Regions from separate parts of the Homo sapiens genome. Here region 2 is linked to region 1. Evidence: read pairs that join two places in POLR2A ChIA-PET (ENCODE). Cell type or tissue: PC-3. All regions are shown on one strand. Links, peaks and the distances in the headings refer to the core of each region. The heading gives the core; the rest is flanking DNA. Region 1 has its middle 40 kb from the start of EML1. Region 2 overlaps EML1 (EMAP like 1).

Region 1 (11,455 bases), core at 4,176-9,175:
TGACAGTCACTGTCAGCAGAAACTAAGGAGAAACTAAGAGAAGGGGACCTCCCGGCCCGGGGCTGCCCTCCAGGCTGGCTGAGGGGTGGCTGAGTGGTCAGAGAACCATCAGAGATGGTGAGTGCAGCTGGACAAGAAGGAAGGCCCCATGAGGGAGAAGCAGCTTTAAGCCAAGCGGGCCATGCAGAACTCACCTTGAGCCCCTGCCTGACTGCAGCATGCCTACTGTGTGCCCAGCCTGGCCTTGTGGAAGGGAGTGGAGGGGCTGAGGGCTGACTGCTGTGCTCACCCCAGACATCTGTGGTAGGGAATGCAGACACCTGCAGAGCCCCCTCCCTCTCCTTCTTGCTAAAACCAGGTCCCACCCTGACTACCAGCCCAGTGTTTGCTCCATGACTCTCAGGCCACTACACCTCAGCACCCTCTGATTTGGAGGAACATGTAAATCACTCATCTGGGCAGCAGCTTTTCAACTGCTGGGGCCTCCGTAAGGTCAGACGGCTTTGCACATCTATGGGCGTGAAGCAAGTCATGTGCAGGCCCACTCTGACCCTGACAGCCCCTCTAGACCTGCCAGCATGGCCATCAGCAAAGTCACAGCTAAGTAAACTCCAATTTCTTTGCAAACCCAGAGTCCGATGTTTTATCAGAACTAGAGTGCTGCCCACAAGTTCATTGTGATGGACAGGGCAGGAGGGCAGGAATATGCACTTTACAGAAAGTCCTTGTGAGCAAGCCTTCTGTTGCAGGGCTGAGCGACTCGGTGCTCCTCAGCCTCTCCCCAGAAGCCTCCGTATGGAATGCATAATTTATGAGGACCCGCTGTGCATATTCATGAGCTCATTGCCTTCCAAGGCCAGTTTCTTCGCCTAATGAATCACTGCATGAGGGCGTGACTAGGGCGAGGACTGACTCTGGGCAGGCCTGGGGCTCTCAAAATGACTACTAATCTCTAAAACTTGCTTTGAAGAGAATGATCCCAACTGTGCCTGCCTTTGGTCAAATGTGGGGAGATCCAAAGACTGAAACCTCTGCCCTGAACCCCCAGGCTGCACAAATCAGGGTGCATCAGCAACATTTCCCGGGGTACTGAGGCAGGTCTCCTCCCCCACAAAGCAATCCCCATACATGGTGGGTGGAACTCTGTATGCTTCATGTTGGCAGAACTCCAGAAAAAGCCCTCCTCAGCCTCTGATGACATCATCTCAAGAGCCAAAGAGCCCCCTGGCAGGTTGTCCTCCTGGCCCTCAGTCTTTCCTGTCTGTGAACTGGGGAGGTAATTTCTTTTATGATCTGGCTTCCGTTGACTCTCGAACACAGTGTTCATGTGTAAGCACCTCTGAGACAGCATGTTTTCCCAGCGTGTCTTGGCTGGCATCAGGATTTCAGTGTCAGTGTTCTTTTCTTTCTCTATGGTCCAGAAAATAATGTATGTCTTACAGTCAGTGAGACCCTGGGTTCGGATGAAATACAGTAATAAGCTACTGTTTACCAAACACCTGCCATATGCCAGGCACCATGCTCAGCATTTAGGAATCTTAGTGCATAGATTATGTGTGCTCATCCCTGAACACAGGGGCTGGCTCATAGTAGGTGCTCAATAAATGCAAGTTTCCTCCCCTCCTTGTTTCTAGGAAGAAAGAGCTGCCTCGTGCATTGTAATTTGTTTGGCAGAGAAGCGTATTCTTGAAACCTGTTTTTTAAAGCTCACATTTTATTCAGGGAGCTTCATGGCATTGGGAGCATTAAATAATTGCTGATTTAATTTGGATTTGAGGTGGAGGGGAGCTTAAAAGTTTTCCCAAACTAGTCACAACCCAATTAAAATGTTACTCATGAAACCCAAGACAGTGATTCATTTAATGCTCCATCTGGCGTTTCTTGCTTTCAAGCAACACACATATGACTCAACTTTGCTTTTGCTTATTAAACGCTAACCAGCACGCTTCCTCATCCCAATAAAAAGTTAGGTTGAAGCCTTGCTGTGTGTGCACATGAGTGTACATGCGTGGGTGTCTGTGCCGTGTGGCATGTTTATCCACGAGGCTCCTAGATGTGCACAAGCGGTATGCGCGACTGTATGCAAGGCCAGTTTTGTTGCCACACAACCTGTGCTGTCACTGGGGGCTCTGCTGCCACAGTCTTGAAATTTTTAACAATTCTTTTTTTTTTTTTTTTGAAATGGAGTCGTGCTCTGTCGCCCAGGCTGGAGTGCAATGGCGCGATCTTCGCTCACTGCAACCTCCACCTCCCGGGTTCAAGTGATTCTCCTGTCTCAGCCTCCCGAGTAGCTGCGACGACAGGCATGCACCACCACACCCAGCTAATTTTGTATTTTTAGTAGAGATGCGGTTTCTCCACATTGGTCAGGCTGGACTCGAACTGCCGACCTTAGGTGATCCTCCCGCCTCGGCCTCGCAAAGTGCTTGGATGACAGGCGTGAGCCGCCATGCCCAGCCTTAATGATTGTTAAACAGCAGCTCCATATGTTCGTTTTGCACTTGGCCCTGCAAATTGTGCCGCCGGTCCTGGGGATGTGTGTGTAGAACTGCGTGTCATTGTGGGCACAGGAGCACGCGCATCCTTGTGGATGTGAGTCCATGCAGATGAGTGTATACGCGCCCTGTGAGAGTGCGGGCCGCGTGCGGATGTGTGAGGCTGGGAACACAGGAAAGGGGACGTGAGAGGGGGGTTGAGAGTCTTTGTGAATGTGTCTGAGGGTGCCTGACACACTGAACTTCAAACGCTGGGGGCACGGGAATCACACCAGAGCCCCAAGATTCAGATTCCACAGGTGTGGGGGCTCGGGAAGGTGTAATTTTTTAACAAACACCTCCCCACCTCCAGGCGACTGCAGTGCCCACCAGCGTTTGAGAACCACTGGGCCAAAGGTTTTAGGTGCTAGAAATTGGGTCGATGACCCCACCATTCTTTAGGTATAGGCTTAGACTGTCATATGGCTCCAAACCATCTACCTACTCACTCTGTTATCTGAAGTAAAGGTTTCCCCAAAGCCCACCAGGAACACCAAGGAACCGATGAGCCATTCACTGTGGGAACCCCAGACAGAGGCCTCCCGCGGCCTTTGCCTGGGCCTTGAGCCAGGCGGTGACTCACAGCAATAGGCCGGAGTGGCCTTGCTGGTCAGCCTCTGCCTCCCGCCTTGCTACATCAGCAGGGCAGAGCCAGGGCTGCCACCCGATGACCAGTATGGGTCATGCTGCCTGACCCTGCCCCCACCACCAAACCCCCTTAAGTCGGAAGGGACTGGCATTGGTCAGTGCCCCCAACCCTGATGCCATCAGATGTGCCACCTGCAGTCGCCTCCTGGGGTCCTTCTCTGGGGCCCAGCACTTGCTGACCTTGGAGAGCTGGCTTCTGGGCACCCTGGTGACCCCACCCAGCACAACTCCCCTTCTTGGCTGCATTTCCCTGAAAGCCATCCTGGGGTGAGATGTTGTCCTCTTGCGGAGCCATCCTGGCTAGGCGAGGGGCTGTGGGCCACACGTGTGGCCATGGGAGCTACACTCTGCCACTTGCCGGCAGGGGACCCTGGGCGGGTTCCTTGAGCTTATCTAAGCCTCGGGTTCCTCGCCTGTGAAGTAGCCCTGTGCTACCCTGGGCCAGGGACCTGCTCCAGGGTGGGTCCAGGGCCAGGCTCCTGCCCCCTGCCTCCTCAGGCCACACTTCCTCTTGCAGCTCCCGCTTGGTCCCCGCACACCTACCATGCACACAACACAGTTTCCCCACCCTGCCCCTTGCGGGGGTTGGCATGGAGCCAGCAGTCAGCATCTGTGTGAATTAGAATTGGGGTTCTGCAGACTTGGGGATCCAGAGAGGCACCCTGTTCCCCAGGAGGGCAAGTGACCACGGAATGGGAAAGAGGCTGGTCCAGCGCCACACAGCCAGTCCACAGCCGGGACAGGAACCAACATCTTTAGCTGCTCCTTTGCCCCCAGCTCTCCCCTCCACAGCTGGCACCACTAAGCACCCACTGTGCACTAGGCACTTGGAAGCCTCTCTTCTGGAGCCGCCACAACCACCAGATGAGGATGTCACAGCAAGAAGAGGAGGGCTGAGAGAGATCAAGTGACTTGCCCAAGGACACACAGCGTGTGGGACCTGAGATATAAGCTTCAAAGTGACGCTGACACAGAGACCCCTGACTCTCTGGCAGCATCAGCATAGCGCCTCTCAGGCCCCTCCGGCAGCCCCAGGCTCCCCGGGGCCTCCAGGCCCCCAAGGCTGCTGGAGGCTGCCTGTCCTCCACGGTCCATCTCCTTCAGCTCCTGTCACCGGCTGGGTGCCTGGAAGCTGCATGCCAGCCTTTCCATTATTCATGCCACCCTTTGGTTGCCAGCAGGGATTGGGCCCAGAGGCCCCAGCTTTGCCAGGAAAGATAAGGCACCAACGCCTGACTTTTCTTCTGAGCTCCATCCCATTTCCCAAAAGAACACAAAGGCCTGTTGTTCCCTGCCCCGTGTAGGATGCTGGGCCTCCTTCTCATGAAAAGAAGATAAACCATTAGCGGGATTACAGCTGGTTAGGTTTACAGCTTTTCCTCACGGCCACCTGTCCCCTCCTGTAATGCTGCATGGACACGAGAGGCAGGTGCCTGCTGTCTCCGGATCATGGGGCGGGGGAGGCAACAGCTCCTCTGAGCCCCTCTCTCAGGCCAAGCTTCACAGGCATGACCTGGAGAAGTTTCTCCAGCACTGCGTGGGCTCCATAGTCCTCATCCCACGTTATAGGTGAGGAAACTGAGGCTTGGCGAGGCTGAGAGACGTGCTGAGATAACGCAGCTGGTAGAGGGCTTTGCCAGTGCTCTCTGCCCTGTGCCGGGGTGCCAAGCTGACTCATTTGTCCTCAAAACAAAACTCGGAAGAAGTGAGTTGATGCATGCAAACCCTGCCTGCCCACGCCTCTATCTCCAGCTGTACAGTTGAGTCAAACAGAAGTTGAAAGCAGAGAACCAAAATTCAAGACCACCAAAGTGGGTCCTGGGAGGTCCGTCTGTAACCTACTCCTCCCACACAGGGAGCCAGGCAGGCTGGTCTGGGAGTCACGGCCCCACCCAGAGGTCTGGTGGAGCCCTTTGCACCCCCAGAGGACTCCCATAGCTTCAAACGCCATGCGTGCCACCGTGGGGGGAGGCAGGGGGCAGGGGAGGTGGCATGCCAGGCTGGGAGATGGGGCCCCCTCCTTGCCCTGGCCGACCCCGCCAAGCTGGTGATGTCACCGCCTGAGACAGGATTAAGATGATGTCACAAGAAGCAGCTTAGTGCTGGGACAGATAAACATCTTCAGAAGGCTGGCACTCCAGGGATGCCAGGGGTCCAACAAAGGCCAGCAACGTCTGTGTCCTCGCAACCCAGGGTTGAGCCACTTTAGAGATCAGCAACTGCAGCTTCCCCCATTTCACAGATCAGGAAACTGAGTCCCAGAGAGGGGAAGGATTTATCCAGGAGCTGCCAGTGATGCAGCAGCAGAGCCAATGAGGGTCTTAGACACAGACCTGGGGTGGGGGGCCCTTGTTGGAAAGCCCTCTGGCTTTGCCACCTGGCAGCCTAGCAGTGGAGCCTCTGCCTCCATGGAGTAGCTGTGTGATGATCCACTCTGAGCCTCCATCTCCTGGTCCGTACACTGGGGATGATAATACCACCTAGCTGATGCGGTTGTGGGGAAGAGAAAACAGGATGGTTTTTGTAAGCAGCCTTGCAGACAGCAATTTTCCCTAAGCACTTTCTAAAGGAAGAATGGCAACAAGCAGCAACAGAGAAATAGCAAGACCCCCACTGAGCACCTACTATGTGCCAGGGCTGGGGTAGAGATGACTCAGACACCGACCCTGCCCTCAGACGCTCACCGTCTATCAGGCAGACGCAGACACGGACCTCACGAGCGATGGAGGCTACTTACTGGCTGTCACCATACAGAGGAGGCCCCTCCCTGCCAGGGAGGGAGTAGAGGGAGTGAAGGAGGGCTTTGCTGGGGACCACAAGGTGTTCCAGGAAGGGAGATGGGTGCTGACAGGCACCAGGTGAGAAACACTGAGCAGTGTGTGGAGAATCCATCTGCCTGGGCTGTGGAGGTGAGGGCGGGTCCTGGGCAGGGAGGCCGGAGGGGCCCACAGGGATCCGCTTGACCCCCCAGGGAGGGCCAGCATTACCAGGCCAGGAGGTTCGGACTTAATTGCAATGAGGACTTCCCCCTGAAGTGTCTTGTTAGCTGAAGCGCCAACCATGGCCACTGGGTGGAGATGAAATGCCCCTCGGAAAGCAGGTGCGGGGGCAGTGGGGGGTGGGGGGGCGGCGGGGGGGCGGGGGGTGCGGGTAGGGGGGTGGGGGCTGCGGCTGCTTCCCTGCGGGATGAGGCATCAACCTCAGGTGTCTTTGCAAGACCCCTCCACATGTGTCCTGCCCACTGTGCCGGCTTCGCTGCTTCCCTCTTATGGCTATCCTGAGGGAAACTGAGGCTGGGCCAGGTGCAGCCACTTGCCCATAGATGCCAGGGCGGGGAATAAAAGCCAGGGCTGCCTCAAGTCAGAGGCCTCGTTCTTTCATTGCACGCCCTGCCTTCCAGCTTCCTGGGATAGTTCTTTCCTGATTCATACAGTGTAGCGTTTGTTTCCTTATTCAGGTTTCATCATTAAAAAAAAACCTGCTGTTTAAAACTGTGTATTTTTTAATGTGTATTTTCTAAAGGAAACCAGGCCCCCTGTGCTTCCTCCCGACTGACCCTGTTTTCTCAGAGCCATAAATCACTTCCTTAAAGGGGGCTGGGAAGCCACACAGGAAGACCATTGGCCCCTGAAAGCTGTGGTTTACCAGCTACCAAGGGTCAGGGTCTGGAGGCCCCGTGGCGGCAGCTGAGTCCCAAGCCCCAAGGCAGGCACTGCTTCCCTGGGACAGCACCCTCTCCCCAGGGGGCACCTCAGCAGGCAGCTGGCTCCTTGGGCACAGCCTTCCTGCACCCAGGGGACCAGGACACTTTCTGCTGGCCTGGAGGTGCTGGGGTGTAGGGGCAATTCAGGGGAGATTCCTTAGCTGCCAAGAAGGAGCAATATTTGGGACATGCTTCCACTTCCACAAAACAGTTGTTGTTTATCTGAAATTCAAATTCAGCTGGACGTCCTGCATTCCGCCCGGCGACCCTGGCGTTGGTGATGAGTGTGTCTGAGAGTGTGTTTATGTGTGTAGGACTGTGGGTGTGTGTCATCATTTCCAGACCTTGCCTTGGGGGAATCTAGGGACAAGGACTTGGAATTTCGAGTGTCCTCCTGGGTACATAAGAAGGGAAATGCTTCTCTGGGGGCTATGCTGCTGGTGCTGTCTCGAGGCAAAGAACTGGGAGCTCTCAGTGTGTTTGAACCAAGAAAGCCAGCTGATGGCATATTAAACATCAGCCCTGCGCGGTGGGGCGATTAACGGTGTCTCTGGAGTAACGGCATCTGGGGCGCTGTGATGGATGCCTCCAGCAAGGGCTGGCAAAACGGCCTTGGGTTTGCCTCCTCTTATCTTCTGATGCTCAGACTCGCTGAGAATGAACATTCCCTCCTGCTGCCACGTGCCCGTAAAACGGATGTGAGGTCCTGTCACTCCTCTGCCCAAAACCCTCCCTGGCTCCCTTCTCACCCAGGGTCAATACCAATATCCTTTTCAGACTGCAGATAGACCCCTGTGGGTCTTCCCAACCCCTCCTGTCTAAGCTCGTCTTCCGCCCCGGTTCTGGGGTTCACTCTGCCCAAACTGACCTTGCTGCTCTTCCTTGAAAAGACCAGACACTCTCAACTCAGGGCCTTTGCACCAGCTGCCTCTTCTGCCAGGAACACCCTTTTCTCAGAAGCTCCATGGCCCGGTCTTTCACATCCCTGAGGTCCTTCTCGAGTATCCAGGCCTCTCTCCATAGCCCTGTTCTGACACCCCGTCCCTGATTCACGATACCCCATCCTTAGCACCCTCCTTACCATCACACACACTATGGGCTTTGTATTTATCTTGTCCGTTTTCTGCATGACACCTCCCCTGCTCCAAGAGTCTGCCCCCAAGGACGGGAATCATACTGTCATCTTTGTCTGCAGCTGATCAGTAAATGTTAGTCGAATGGCTGATTGACCATTCAGCAGCTGCTGCTGCCTCTGCTTCCGTGCTGGGTCACCCAGGACCCTCCATGCAGTGGCCCCTTGTTACCTCCCACTTGTGCCTCAAGACCTGACTCAGGGCTACTCCTCCAGGAAGGCTGCCCTGCCCACCCCCCTGTGGTTCTCAGGTCACAGTACATGGCACACGGGGCTCTCATTGTCCGTCTGCTTGTCCATCTGCTGTGAGCTCCTGGAGGCAGGTGAGGGGCAGACTGTCCTCTGTACCCCAGGACCCAGCAGTGGCCTGGCTAGCAGTAGGTGCTTGGGATGTGATGGGTGGCTAAGGGAATGATTGCTTGGGTAGTTTCTTTTAATTTTCTTTTTTAAGAAAAGAGGCTATTACTACACTGGAAGGTCTTTAAAAACATTTGCTCCAGCCAGTTCATTTCACAGGGGGGGAAACCGAGGCCTGGAGGTGGAAGGCGAGGGAGCTAATGCCTGTGGAGCATCGTCTCTGAGCCAGGCTCTGGCTTCTGAGCAGGGAGACCTCTCCCCCAGGCCACCCCAGCCTTCCATGGATGCTTCCTTCAAGGGCAGAGGTCGAAGCCCTGAACTGAGGGGCGATCGGGTTAGACTCGGGGTGGTGGAGGTGACTATGAACAAAATCAAGCTGGACTCCACCTAGAACCCATCCTGCCTTCCTCCCTCCTTCACAGCTTTCTCCTGAGTGACTGTCTTAGGAGGCCACATCCATGGAATAGAAGCTCTGCTTTTCAGGGGACTCGACCTAAAATGAAAGCCCACCCTGATCCCCCCACTGTGCCCTTGAATACGGGTGATAGTTCATGTGTAGCAAGCACCCTATAAGGTGTCATCAGCTTTGTTTTGCACACAAGGATACAAAGGCCCAGAGAGGTTATCTGACTTGCAAAGATCACACAGCACTTGGTGGCGAGCTTGAATGCCAAAGCAATCTGTCTGATTCCTCAGTCATGCTCCCCTCCCTGACTTTCTACTGTGGCCCCAGCTGGGTGAGGACATAGCAGCAGGGCCCAGAAACAGCCTGGGACCCCCACCTGCCCCCATGTGCTGCCAGCACCTCTCCCTGGAGCCTGGAGTCCTCATCGCATCTGACCTGCTTTTCCCAGACTGCAGACTCAACTGAACATCCGGGGGCCACCAGGGGAGCCTCTCCGCTCTTCTCCCACGGGATTCCAGCATGGAACGTGAATTGTTCCCTCCGGGGCAACCTAGTGAGCCTGCTGTTAGAGATGGATTTGTTTTCCACCCGTGACAGGCTGGTGGTACTCCCTTACCTCCCGCCTGGCTCCAGGCTCAGGTGACGGCCACACAATCGGCCTGACCATCGGCACCTCCACCAGAAGTTCCCTGATAAGGGGCAGAAAGAGCCAACCTCGCGGGAGGACACTCCTGGCTGCCTTCCAGAGCTCTCCACTGACAGACACAAGCTTGGCAAAGCCGGTCACAGCAAGTCCAAGGAGCACGATGTCACCCCATCGGGGAGCAGCCAAGGGGCAGAGGCCCAATAATTCCCCATGAGAAAAATTAGAAGCCCATGTGATGGGCTGAGCCTGTCTGCATTGAACGTGTGCCATCTGCATTTCACTGGGGCTGTGTAGACATGTCGGGGTCACTCGGCCTGCCGCAGAACAGCAGAGCATCAGAGCTCCAGCAGAAATCACCCAGGGCTGGGCTGGTAAGTCAGCTCCCTCGCTACTGATGTTTGTCCCTGTCTACATGGGTTTGGGGCTCACAGAAACCTCCAGGCTTCCAGCTTTCTCCATGTCCCTCCCTCATACCAGCTTTCAGAGGAAGGACCCTAACCCCAGCCTGCAGCTTCAAGCAGCAAATGTCCCAGGACCCTGACATTATCTCACTGAGCCCTCATCACAGTCTGTGAGGCAGGTGCTGTCATTGTCCCCATTTTACAGATATGAAAACCGAGACTTAAGGTGGCAAAGCCAAGAGGTGGTGCCCAATAAGCACGTGAAAAAATGCTCAGCACCATTGGACACTAGGGAAATGCAAATGAAAACCTCAGTGAGATACCACTTCACACCACTAGGATGGCTGGGGGGGCGAGAAGACAGTAACAGGTGCCGGTGAAGATGTGAGGAGTCAGAGCCAGCATGCCCCGCAGGTGGGAAGGGAAAATGGCGCAGCCACCGCTGGAAACAGCCTGGCGGTTCCTCAAAATGCTCAACATAGAGTCACCGTATGATCCGGCGATCCCGCTTCCCGGTGTGCACCCAGGGGAAATGAAAACAGATGTTCACACAGAAACTGGTACACGAGTGTTCATAGCAGCGTTACTCATCATGGCCAAAGCGTGGAAATAACCCAAATGCCCGTCCACTGGTGAACAGACGAGTGAAACATGGTATATCCATATGCTGGGGTATTAATCGGCAATAGGAATGAATGAAGATGGATACAGGCTCCAACACGAATGAACCCAAAAATGTTTCCTAAGCGAGAGAATCCAGGCACAAAAGGCCACGTGTTACAGGATTCCACTCATATGAAAAATGCAGAATACGCAAATCTACAGAAACAAAGTGGACGAGTGTTTGCCAAGGGCTGTGGGGAGGAAGCTAGAAGGGGTCGCTACTAATGGGTATTGGATTTTTCCGTGGACGACGGAAGTGTTCTAAATTTGATTGTGGTGATGGTTGCACAACTCTGAATATACTAACAACCACTGGATATATACTTTTAAATGTGTGATTTATTTATTTTTAGTTTCTTTCTTTTTTTTGAGACAGGGTCTCGCTCTGTTGCCCAGGCTGGAGTGCAGTGGAGCGATCATGACTCACTACAGCCTTGAACTTGTTGCACAGGCTGGTCTTGAACTCCTGGACTCAAGGGATCCTCCTGCCTTGGCCTCCCAAAGTGCTGGGATTGCAGGTGTGAGTCACTGCGCTGGGTCTAAATGTGTGAATTATATAATACATCTCAACAAAGGTGTCACTGAGACAAAAAAAAAAAGATAACAAAGCCAGGATTGGAACCCAGGACACTTTCTATAAAGCTGCAGCCTTGAGCATCGCTGGCCCCTCCCTTTTCCTCCCAGAAACCGGGGAGAAACGTGAGTACCACTCACCCCACATATTCCCGCAGCCTCGGGGCAAGCTCCGGATCCCAGGACCCCACATGCTCTGAGTGGGCAGGCCTGGGGCTGCGGGCAGGGGCTGTCCTGGGGCTGCGGGCAGGGGCTTTCCCAGAGCAGCGATGCCATCCCTGTGACAGGCTCTTAGCTAGGGTCACCTGACAGACCCTGCAGGGCCCCGGGAATCCTGGCTGCAGCCACACCTCCTGCCCGGGCATCCCGGGCGAATTCCGCCTTGGCAGTGA
Region 2 (11,455 bases), core at 3,187-8,186, 62 kb before region 1:
AGGTCCAAGACGTACAGAAGCTTCCTCTCCGCTGAGCAATGCAGTTGAGTGACCAGGTTTCTTAGGCTACACCGTCACTGATTACAAGTGAGAGCAACGTGCCATACAATTCACTTTCAGTAACCACAAAACGAAAAATATATCAATAAAACAAAATACTGTGTTAGCCCCTGCTCCCATGTATAGGTAGAGCTAAAAAGCTTTAAGTAAAAATATGTAAAGATATATCAACTTCCACAACCACATACCAGGTTGATAATAACCTTAAAACTCTTGCTGCCAAGTTGCCTATATTCTGGAAGTTAGGATGGCTGGTATCAGACAGGAACATCCTCCAGACATGCTCAGCTCTTCCATTGGAACCCCCCAGGCCCTGAGTTATAGGGAAGTACTATTAATTGGTGGCCTAGGTGATAAGCAAATTGCCTGTGTGTCACAAGCTCAGGGCTAAGAGTCATTTTATTTGGTTATTATTTTATTCCTCTTGATTTTAAAAGTGCAGAAGCACATTACACAAGATTTTCAAACGCAGAGAAACAGAAAGTAATCGTGAGCCCTCCCCCAGCCCAGTGAGGCTGGCTGCGTGGTGTGGGCCTGGGCGCTTCACTGAGGGATGCTCGGTGCGAGAGGCTGGGCTCCTGTTGCAGACCCGCCTTTTCCCCCTCCCATGTCTGCTTCACCCCTCCCACCACGGAGGGAAACCTCCAGACAGAGCTTCCTGACACCAAGCTCTAAGACGAGAGTGAACACCTCCATCTCCCCTCTTCCCGTCACCGCAGGGCCAAGGAACAGATCTTGTCTAAACTTCACGTGCACGCTGGCACTTCTAACATCATTTCCGTCGTGGCCACCCACCATAATGGAAATCATCACTTGCAAAATTACCAGGACACCTTATTCGTATAGAGAAAGAAGGGTTAACATTTCCGAGAACTATGAAACCATAGATGGGAAGGAAAAACCACCCTACTTTTAAAATAAAAATGTTCTGGTGGGAAAAGGAAATATAAACTGTAATTGGTATTTTTACCATCCTTTACAGACCTAAAGTCTGTGTGAGCTCAGGAACAAAATCGTATATTATATAGGCTGTATTCTCATAAAATATCATGTTTAGTATGTTACATTTAAAAGCATGTTCTGGCCAGGCGCAGTGGCTCATGCCTGTAGTCCCCACACCTTGGGAGGCCAAGGTGAAAGGATGACTTGAGGCCAAGAGTTCAAAGACCAATCTGGGCAACATAGCAAGACCCTGTCTCTAAAACAACTTTTTAAAAAACTTAGCCAAGCAGGGTGGTGCATGCCTACAGTCCCAGCCACTCAGGAGGCTGAGGATCACTTGAGCTCAGGAGTTTCTCAAGGCTGCAGTAAACTATGATTGCACCACTATACTGAAGCGTGGGTGACAGAGCGAGACCCTGTCTCTAAAAAACTAAATAAAATCAACAATTAAATTAATTTGAAAAGCATGTTCTGACGATATGTAGTTTAGTTGAGGAGTTAATAATTTAAAATTCTTCTCTGCTCTCCTCTGCAGACGTGAAGGACCAGGACGATCCAGGCCTCAGGTTTCCCTCCTCCTAAAACCCGTGGCTTGCTTTGACTTCTCTCCTGACTTGAGCCCTGTGACTATAGTCGGCAAGTCCACACTCTCCTTCTGGGTGATCTCATCAACAAGGGGGCCCTCAACCACGACCTACACTGATGACTCCTCAGCTGACACCTCAAGGCCAGAACCCTCTCAAGCTCCAGCTCTGACTCCTTCTGGACACTTCTGCCTGAAGATAGAGTGATGCACACGTGTGTGTGAATATGATACATGAAGTTCGCATGGTCATCTTGCCTCTAATCCTCTTCCCACACCCCTCACCTCTATGAAAGCACCACCGTGCAGCCATCAATCTACAAATCTTGGTGTATCTTTGACTGATTCCATATTTTTTGCCCTCTACATTGAATCAATCATCAAATCCTGCCTATTCGAATATCTGCAGATATAGGACATTAAATATCTTCTAAATATCCACACATTCACCTCCATTGTCACCTCCTTGGTTTGGGCCTAAGTGGTGTTTTCTGGACTCCGGCAACAACCTCAACTGGTTTATCCATCACTCTCATCACTCCGCATCCCATTCCTCTTCTTTATGTCTGAGTGATCCTTCCAAAGTGCAGATTTGATCACCTCACATCCCTGCTAAACTCCTGTAGTGGATCTCCATTGTCTTTGGGATCTGGCCTCCAGATACTTCTTTGGCCCCCTCTTATCCCTGAGCCCCCACCCCCAACTCTTGTACTGCAGCCCTACTGAACTATTTGTGGTTTCTTGAACACTGCACACTTTCGCCTGCTTCCAAGCCTTTTCCCGAGCCACTCTATCTTCATGGAACACCTCCCCCATCTTCTTTAACTGGCTTTACTTCTACTTCTACCCTTCCAAACTCAGCTCAGTGATACTTCCTCCAGGAAACACCCCTTATCACCACCACCAGAATACCAAGCTGGGCTGGGGGCTCCACCTACACTCTAGCAGAGCATCCCTTCTGCTTACTGTGATCATGGCACTTACGAGAAGGTTTTGCAAGCATCTGTTTACTTGACCCCCTTCTCCATTAGACCGTGAGCTCCTTGCAGTCAGGGACTGTGCCGTTCATCTGAGTATCCCCAGCACCTAGCACAACACCTGGCACAGAGTCGGCCCTCAAGGAATGTGCCGAATGGGGAACTTTCCAATACTCAACAGCAGCAGTTCTAAAAGTGTGGTCCACAGACCCCTGAGTCCCTGAGACCCCTTCAGGAAGTCCCTGAGGTCAGAATTACGTCCTTAACAATGCCAAGCTCTAATTTCCTTTGTCGTTGTGTGACACCTGCACTAATGCTGCGGGAGCCATGGTGGCGGCACCTGGGCTGCCTCAGCACCAGCCGGGACAGGCACCACGTCGCTGTGCTCTTCTTCACTGCCACCTACAAGAAAGATGCCAAGTTCATATACAAAGGCCTTTGATGACGCTGTAAACAATATTAATTTTATTAAAGCTCAACCCTTGAGTACAGGTCTCTTTATGAAGCACTTTTGCTGCACACCAGCCAAACTGAGCACTGTGCAGTCAAGCTGTGAGCTTCTTCTGAGGGAACATCATTTTCACTTGAAAGAACAACTGATGGACAAACCAGGGTTCTTCACACCTGAGTGTTCTATAATCATTTTCTCAAAAAAATGAATGTAGTAAGCCCGTCACTCCAGGAAAAACAACAGCATTTGCTGCCAAGGATAAATTTGAGCTTTCCAGAAAAAAAAGAAAGAACTTTGGAAAACTTGTACCAGCCTCTGTAAGCCTGACAGCTCCCCAACACCTACATGCTGTTTTGATGACATTGGGGGTTGATATTAACCCATGTGCTTTTTTGATATTGTATAATGAAATATGTCACATTTGGAAGGTCTGCATAACTCAGAGAATCAATGTTCTCAAGGAATCAAAGCACGGTGTTACAAAATCAAGCCTGGGAGAACAGCCATTTAAACGCAAGACAGACCAAAAAGCTTGAGAACTGCTAACCTACGTGCCAAAGTGAAGGACATGGAGTAGGAAGATGTCAGCCACACACAGCTCCATCCAAATGGACTCCTCCCTTCTCTGAGGCATCTGCCATGCCTCTGGCAGTTAGAAATGGATCTTACACTTGGATGTGACAGCTGTACCATTCTGGCTTAGGCCTTCTTCATTTCAAATGAAACATGCAACTTTCAAAGTTGGACCAAACTAAGAAGCAATGTGGGTCAGAAGAAGACCTATGGACCAGGAATCCCACTGTCACCAGGCGAGCTGAGTGAAGCATCCATCCAGCCTCTAAGCTCCTGATGTCCTTATCTGTAGCACGAGGCCTATCTGCCTACAGACAGACTGTGGTTGTGGGAATCAAATCAAACATGGGCTGGGTGCGGTGGCTCACGCCTATAATCCCATAACTTTGGGAGGCCAAGGCAGGCCAATCACCTGAGGTTAGGAGATCAAGACCAGCCTTACCAACATGGTGAAACCCCATCTCTACTAAAAATACAAAATTAGTCGGACATGGTAGTGGGCGTTTGTAGTCCCAGCTACTCAGGAGGCTGAGCCAGGAGAATCGCTTGAGCCCAGGAGGTGGAGGTTGCAGTGAGCCAAGATCATGTCACTGCACTGCAGCCTGGGCGACAGAGTGAGACTCCGTCTAAAAAAAATAATAAAGTCAAATATGAGTGAAAGTACGTCTAGTCGGATCTCTCTGACCACAGAGGTACCCCAGGCCATGCCTTGAGTTTCATCTGACAACATTTGACATCAATAATAATCCTCCAAAAGGAAGGATTCCATTGATGAAAGCCAGTGACTAGAAAGTAAAACAATGTGCAAACATCTGTGCTCTGAACAACAGCAGCTGCCGTAACTGAAGTGCTTGCTTCACAAGAATCTCCACATTCTTACCCCTGTCAGATTCTTACCCCTGTCAGATTTCTATCTTCCAGGAGCCGCCCTTTACCTCTGAGCATGACACAAGATGCTCATCTCGTAAGCATCTCTACGACAGAATCAAGGCTGATGTCACCGACGCAATTTACCTTTCAAGTCATAAAGAAACATCACAAACACCCTAAAAATCCCCTTAGCTCACAAAAACCCAACAAAGAGTAACTCAGAAATTTTCCTAATTCTACTAATCTCCAGTTCTGCCATCCAATCAAAGTTGTTTTTCTAGAATGCAGAAAGTATTTACAAAGAGCTGCTACAATTTGGCTCTCTAAAATAAAAAGCTATTCATCTTCATTTTAACAAAGTCAAAAAGAAACCATTGTTTGCAGAAGAAAAATAGATCAATTACAATTTTCTCTAAAATAAATCAATGTTAGTCATGACACAACAAGGGGGCATATCATTATACTATTAGAAGGTGTGCAGTTCTTAGAAGCCAAGCCTCAGCAGGGCGCAGTGGCTCACACCTGTAATCTTGGCACTTTGGGAAGCCGAGGCGAGCAGATCACAAGGTCAGGAGATCGAGACCATCCTGGCTAACACAGTGAAACCCCGTCTCTATTAAAAATACAAAAAATTAGCCGGGAGTGGTGGCAGGTGCCTGTAGTCCCAGCTACTTGGAAGGCTGAGGCAGGAGAAAAGTGTGAACCCGGGAGGTGGAGCTTGCAGTGAGCCGAGATCGCGCCACTGCACTCCAGCCTGGGCGACAGAGCGAGACTCTGTCTCAAAAAAAAAAAAAAAAAAAAGCCAAGCCTCACAGATCCCAGTTTTAGCATAAGGGGAAACTCAAGCTCGCAGATATCAAAATGACTAGGCAATGCTCAAGCCACGAGTATGGGCTCCACAGGAAGGTTCTGGAATCACACAAACCAGGCTGAATACTGGCTCTGCCCCTCCCTAGCTGTGTGACCCTGAGTAATTCCATTTCCCTCTCTGAGCTCAGCTGTTCTATCTGTAAATCCAAGGTAATCCAACCTACCCTCCAAGGATTACTGCAATAAATGAAGAGCATATATGCTAGCATAGTGCTTGGCACGAGGTCGCTGTAAGAATAACATCCATTGAGCCCCATGTGCATGACAGCTGTCCTGCACAAGAGGACCTGTCTGTGGCCCAGGAAGATGTCTTATTGGCTGCATGCTAACTGGTCCATTTGGGGTGGGATTCACTGGAGCCTCAGATGAGGTATGAGACAAGCCTCTAACTGCTCTGTAAAATAGCTTTAACTTGTATTTTCACACAATCCATTATGCAATCTATTCTTTGTTTTATAGTTTCATGACCTATTAATTTTAAAATGCTTTACAATAAAATACTTTCCAGCCAGGCACAGTGGCTCATGTCTGTAACCTCAGCACTTCGGCAGGCCAAGGCAGGAAGAGCACTTGAGACCAGGAGTTTGAGACTGGTCTGGGCAACACAGCAAGATCCCAGCACTACAAAATTTAGAAAAAAAATTATCTGGACTTGGTGGGGCACATTTGTAGTCTAGCTACTTGTGAGGATTGCTTGAGCCCAGGAGTTCGAGATTATAGTGAGCCAGGATCATGCCAAGAAACTGCACTCCAGCCTGAGTGACAAAGCGAGATCTGGTCCCTAAAAAAATTTAAATAAAAATAAAATAAGTTCCTTTGACCTTCCTTTTGAGTTACTGGTTTTCAATGTCTCTTTTAAGATGAAATCTAGTCCTGAATCTTCCGAGGTCCTTTACAACTCTAGGTTTCCATGAAAATGGCAACAGCTCTACCTGACCCTTTCATGTTTTAGTGTTGGGGAAAGAACTGTGTCAACTCTTGAAGTTACAATAGCATAAAACACCGTGGAAGGATACAGTGACAAATACATAGCTCTTCATCATCTGTTTTAGATCTTGGGCTTGCAATTTGCACTGCTCTGATGCTGCTGGCCTTCGTCTGCTAAGAAAGGTCTCCACGCAGGCACAGTGTGCTCCGGGCAGCTGACCCAGGCACCAGCAACCTCCTGGCAGATGTAAAAGGGATTCTTGGGTCAGGTTTTCTGGAGCATAAAAATAAATATTCAGCTTGTCTAAACTCAAGTCTCAATTCCAATTGAGTTGATGAAATTGTTGATAACTAGCTATTGATTAGGATTGGTATAATGATCTGCAAAATAGCCAGTCCTCCTCCATCTCTATAGTTAAAAAAAAATTTTTTTTTTAAGACAGAGTCTTGCTCTGCCTCCCAGGCTGGAGAGCTGTGGCATGATTGTAGCTCACTGCAGCAACTATCTTCCCAGGCTCAAGCGATCCTCCCACCTCAGCCTCCCAAGTAACTGGGACTACAGGCACACGCCACCACAACTGGCTAAATTTTTATAGAGACCGGGTCTCACTATGCGACCTAGGCTGGTCTCAAACTCCTGGGCTCAGGCAATCCTTCTGCCTCGGCCTCCCACAGTGCTGGGATTACAGGCGTGAGCCACCACACCTGGCCATCTCAATCGTTTTTAATAGGTAAAGATAGTTATTTTTGTCAGTCTTGATAATCTACCAAATGATATTTTCTACAACAAAAACACTATATAATTGTACATGTTAGGGTATTTGAATTTTTGTCTTGAAGATAATGATTAAAAAGAAAAAAAGCTAAGTGGCTGGGGGTTTTTTCCTTAAATCAAAAGCCAGGATTTCTCTTGCGTGAGACCGTCCCCTGTTCCTCCCTCACTGAGAAACACAAAATTGACAGGGCTGATATTTCAAAGCGTACAAAACTGGTTCAGCCATACCCATAATCCTTCTGCTTGGCAAAACAAGATTAATCAGCTTTCCTCAAGAAAGACGGCTAACTACGGTTCCTGGGCCAAACAGAGTACTACATTTCAAAGGGTGGCACCCAATTTATTCAGCCTTAGGAGAAGGATGTGGAGGTTACGCAGTGTGGAACAGATTTTTTACAGAGTAAATGAGAGAGCCTTTGGTTTAGGGCCCCTCTGCCTGCTCACTGCTTGTTAGCTATGCATCAGGAAAGAGAATTATTACACTTAGAAACACTTTATCTGTTTACTTGCTTTTAAAACCACGTAAGAATGTTCAGCTAAAGAAAAGTAAATTGCACCAAAGCTGTTGGCAGCTGAGATACTAGTCACTGGGAACTCCAAACAAACAATTCTGAGCCTCTATTCAAAGGTGTTTATTATTTCCTTGACCCCTGAAACTTTCTGCAACCCTGCAGAGGAGGAAGGCTGACTCCCCTCCCTACCCCACCTGCTTCCAACCTCCCCTAAATCCTGACACTCTGAGCCTCTTTGGTATGGAAGACACCTCTGAGCCAGGCAAAGTGAAGAGCCGATTGTACAGGGAGGGCCGTGGGACAATGCATGTGGGGAGGCGCATTGTGCAGCCGAGGAATGGTCACTGGGAGGTGGACGGCAGGGAAGAGATCTGACAGCACCTCAATGCTGTGTACCACTATGTCAGCCTCAAAAAAGCATCGTCACCTGGATGCTGCCTGGCATCTACCTTTTTAGAGTTAGGTTAGAAAATATTCATTTGGCTGACTTCCTTTCTCAGTGTATGTCCAGCTGTTTCGTTATCACAGAGAGACAGCCTCATGAATGTCTTTGGTTGGGCACCCACATGGCGCCTGGTGATGAAGGGGCTGGGCATGCACAGTCAGGCCTCCCTGACTGCATCAGCAACCCTAACCCCCTGAATTACCAGCAATACATCTCCCCACTGTACAAACTCCAACACACACGTACTGTTCACCTATTAAACTAGGCAATGCAGAGTTCTCAAAGATGAATGAATACCAAGGGGGCTTAGCTCTTGAGATGTCAGACAGGAGAGTAGAGAAATAAGTACGGGTGACTCTTGAACACTGTGGGTTTCAACTGCGCAGATCCACTTACACAGGAATTTTCTGCCACCTGTGCCACCTCTGAGACAGCAAGACCAACCCTTCCTCCTCCTCAGCCTATTCAATGTGAAGACAATGAGGTTGAAGACCTTTGTGATGATCCACTGCCACTTATGAATAGTACATGTATTTTCTCTTCCTTATGATTTTTCTTTATTTTCTTTCTTTCCTTCCTTTCTCTCTCTCTCTCTCTTTTTGAGACATAGTCTCATTCCTGTTGCCTAGTCTGGAGTGCAGGGATGTGATCTTGGCTCACTGCAGCCTCAACCTTCCAGTTTCAAGCAATCCTCCACCCCAGCCTCTTAAGTAGCTGGGACTATAGGTTCGTGCCACAAAGCCTGGCTAATTTTTTTTTTTTTTTTTTTTTGGTAGAGACAGGGTTTTATCGTGTTGCCCAGGCTGATCTAAAACTCCTAGGGTCAAGTGATCCTCCCGCCTTGGCCACCCAAAGTGTTGGGATTACAGGCATGAGCCACCCAACTCGGCTTGATTTTCTTAGTAACATTTTCCTTTCCCTAGCTCACTGTATTGTAAGAATACAGTATACAATACATATAACATACAAAATATGTGTTAATCGACTGCTTGTATTATTGGTAAGGTTCCGGTCAATAGTAAGCTGTTAGTAGTTAAGACTTTGAGGAGTCAAATGTTACACTCAACACAAGGCACAGTGGCTCGAACCTGTAATCCCAGAACTTTGGGAGGCCGACGTGGGTGGATCACTTGAGCCCAGTGAGTCAAGGCTGCAGTGAGCTGTGATCAACCACTGCACTCTAGCCTGGGTGATAGAGCGAGACCCTGTTTCAAAAAACAAAAACCCAAAAAAACAAAAAAAAAACCCCTATTATACATGAATTTTTAACTGTGCTAGGGCTCAGCACCCCCTAACCCCTGCGTTGTTCAAGGGTCAACCGTGTATGAGGTGAACATCATAAGAGACGGGGAGAACCACCATATGGGATCCCAGACAGACATATCTGGATGTAGGAAAAGAGGAAGAAGAATCAGAAATACTTTACCATGTGATCAGAGTTTTTTCTTTAACTGACAATAATTGTATATATTTAGGGGGTACAATGCAATGCTTTGATACATGTATATGTATGTGGATGATTACATCAAGCTAATTAACATACCCATCACATCACATATGTATCATTTTTTTGTGCTGAGAACATTTAAGATCCACTCCTTTAGCAATTTTGAAACATGTAATATGTTATTATTAACTATAGTCACCAGATTGAGTTTCACAATTCACAAAGCAGTCACATAGATTATTTCACTTAAGAGTTGCAAGGATTAGGAAGGAATCCCACTTTATGGCATAGAAAACTGAGCCACAAGGTCACGTGATTTGTCCCGGGTATCTGAAAAAGCCACTGCTTCAAGTGGGTTGGGGTTAGAAAATAGCTGAGTCTTAACAAATAATGCAGAGGGCCTATGAAAGCCGCAGAACAGGAAAAGCCACGAGGATTGGAATCTGCAGATGTGGAGAAGCTATTTAGCCCTCAGTTTCCTCATCTATGAAAAGGGCCAACACCAGCTGGTCCACTGAATGGTTGCGAGGACGAAATGAAACACTGCAACAAAACCATAAACCGCAGATGTTACACTCATGTGAAGTGTCACTGCTACTTTTCACAAGCCAAGCACAGGTCTTCTTATGGCAGATACATAAATTCCTGTTGAACAAAGAAATGAAGGAAGGAAGGAACCCATGAATTTAGCAAAGTCAACAGAGTCTCCCTGAACTTTGTTTTCATGGGCCTGGACTCTGGTACAGCCTGGCTCTGTAGCATCTGGCTGGTTCTGAAGGACACGGTGACAGGTGAATGCTGTAAAATGGCCTTGCAGTTCCCCCAGGGGCGCCAGCTTCCTACACGCCAGGCTTCCACGTAAACATCACTCAAACACTGGGGAGTGTCCGCAGATACAAGTCAGCAGCAGTGCCCTGACTGGGCCGCATTGCAGCAGGAACCACCCAGGAACCAGACGCGGTACAGGGCCGGCTCGGCTGTCTGGTTATACTGGTCTGGAAACCCTTCCTCAAATCCCTGGGGCCTGAAATGTTTTTGAACTCAGATTCAGACTTTAAAACGGAAGTCCAGGGCATACACCATACATTAGCCAATATCCCAGAAGGGCCTAGGACAAGACCCATAGTCACATTCAAAAATACCTCTACAGAAAAGCAGAACTTTCACACTAAAAGAAATGAACACAAACGATTAAAAGCCACATGTTTCAATTCAGAGGAGTTCTCCCCACCCATCAAATGATTTCAGATCAGGCCAAATCCAACTAGCAAACAAGTTACCAAAAAACATCTGGGTTTCACAGCTTTCTGGATGTTGAAATCGCAGATAAGACGTTGCAGGCCTGACTCAAGGGCTGTTAAATCTCAAGGCATCTGCCATACACCCAGGGCTGGGATGGACCCAGAAAGCTGGCAGTGCACGGCCGAGGTTCCCAGGGTGCCGACCAGGGCGCCTGTCCAAGTGCTGGACACAGCTTCTGGGCATGCTGTCTCATCCCTTACTTCAGCCAGAATGGAAAATTGCGTGAGTAAGTATGCGCTACTGCAAAGTCAGCAGCTTCCCCGCCCCTTTAACATACAGCAGATTGTGCTTTGAGGGAGAAGAGGAATTAAATAAATAAATAAATAAAATAAAAAACAAGCCACTTTACCTACAATGTGGCCTGAAGAACAAGGTCAAAGTTTGATAAATATGATATTTAAGCAGATAGGGGAATTGAAAATGTTCAGAAAATGTTACAGAATGTCGGGGTTTCTTAAAGCAGGGCATAACAATTTTCAAGGTGCAGGGAAAAAAATAACAAAATTTGCAAAAATTCAATTATCTATAGCGTATTTTCTCTTTTTATAAAGGTATAGATTACCAGGTCAACACGGATGCTAACATGAAGACAACAAATAGAAAGCCACTTGGTATAGTTCAAAGAAACCTGGGGTTTTTTTCGGGAGACCTAGGATCGAGATGTGGTCCTCACTGAACTATTTGGCCTTGGCTAAGTTACTCAGCACCCATCAGCTTCCCT

Evidence for each region. Peaks named below come from ENCODE experiments on the same cell type or tissue, not always from the same donor. Only the 100,000 strongest peaks of a DNase experiment are listed, where the experiment ranks them.
Region 2: POLR2A ChIA-PET joins it to region 1 with 7 read pairs; 2 of 35 experiments call an interaction of 5 or more read pairs at or near these places.

What each region holds. Positions count from the first base shown.
Region 1 is chr14:99,748,062-99,759,516 of GRCh38, reverse strand. It overlaps a transcript of EML1 not described here. Among named protein-coding and RNA genes, the nearest start is that of EML1, 40 kb to the left of the region's middle. RefSeq lists enhancers at 3,001-3,620, 3,621-4,241, 6,726-7,346, 7,347-7,968, 9,460-9,992. In PC-3, for the core only: a CTCF peak has its summit at 6,140; DNase peaks (open chromatin) are centred at 6,636 and 7,196; H3K4me3 peaks cover 332 bases; H3K27ac peaks cover 1,446 bases.
Region 2 is chr14:99,808,942-99,820,396 of GRCh38, reverse strand. The region is part of intron 1 of EML1 (EMAP like 1); the gene reads right to left. Among named protein-coding and RNA genes, the nearest start is that of EML1, 21 kb to the right of the region's middle. In PC-3, for the core only: no CTCF peak of the experiment used is centred there; no DNase peak of the experiment used is centred there.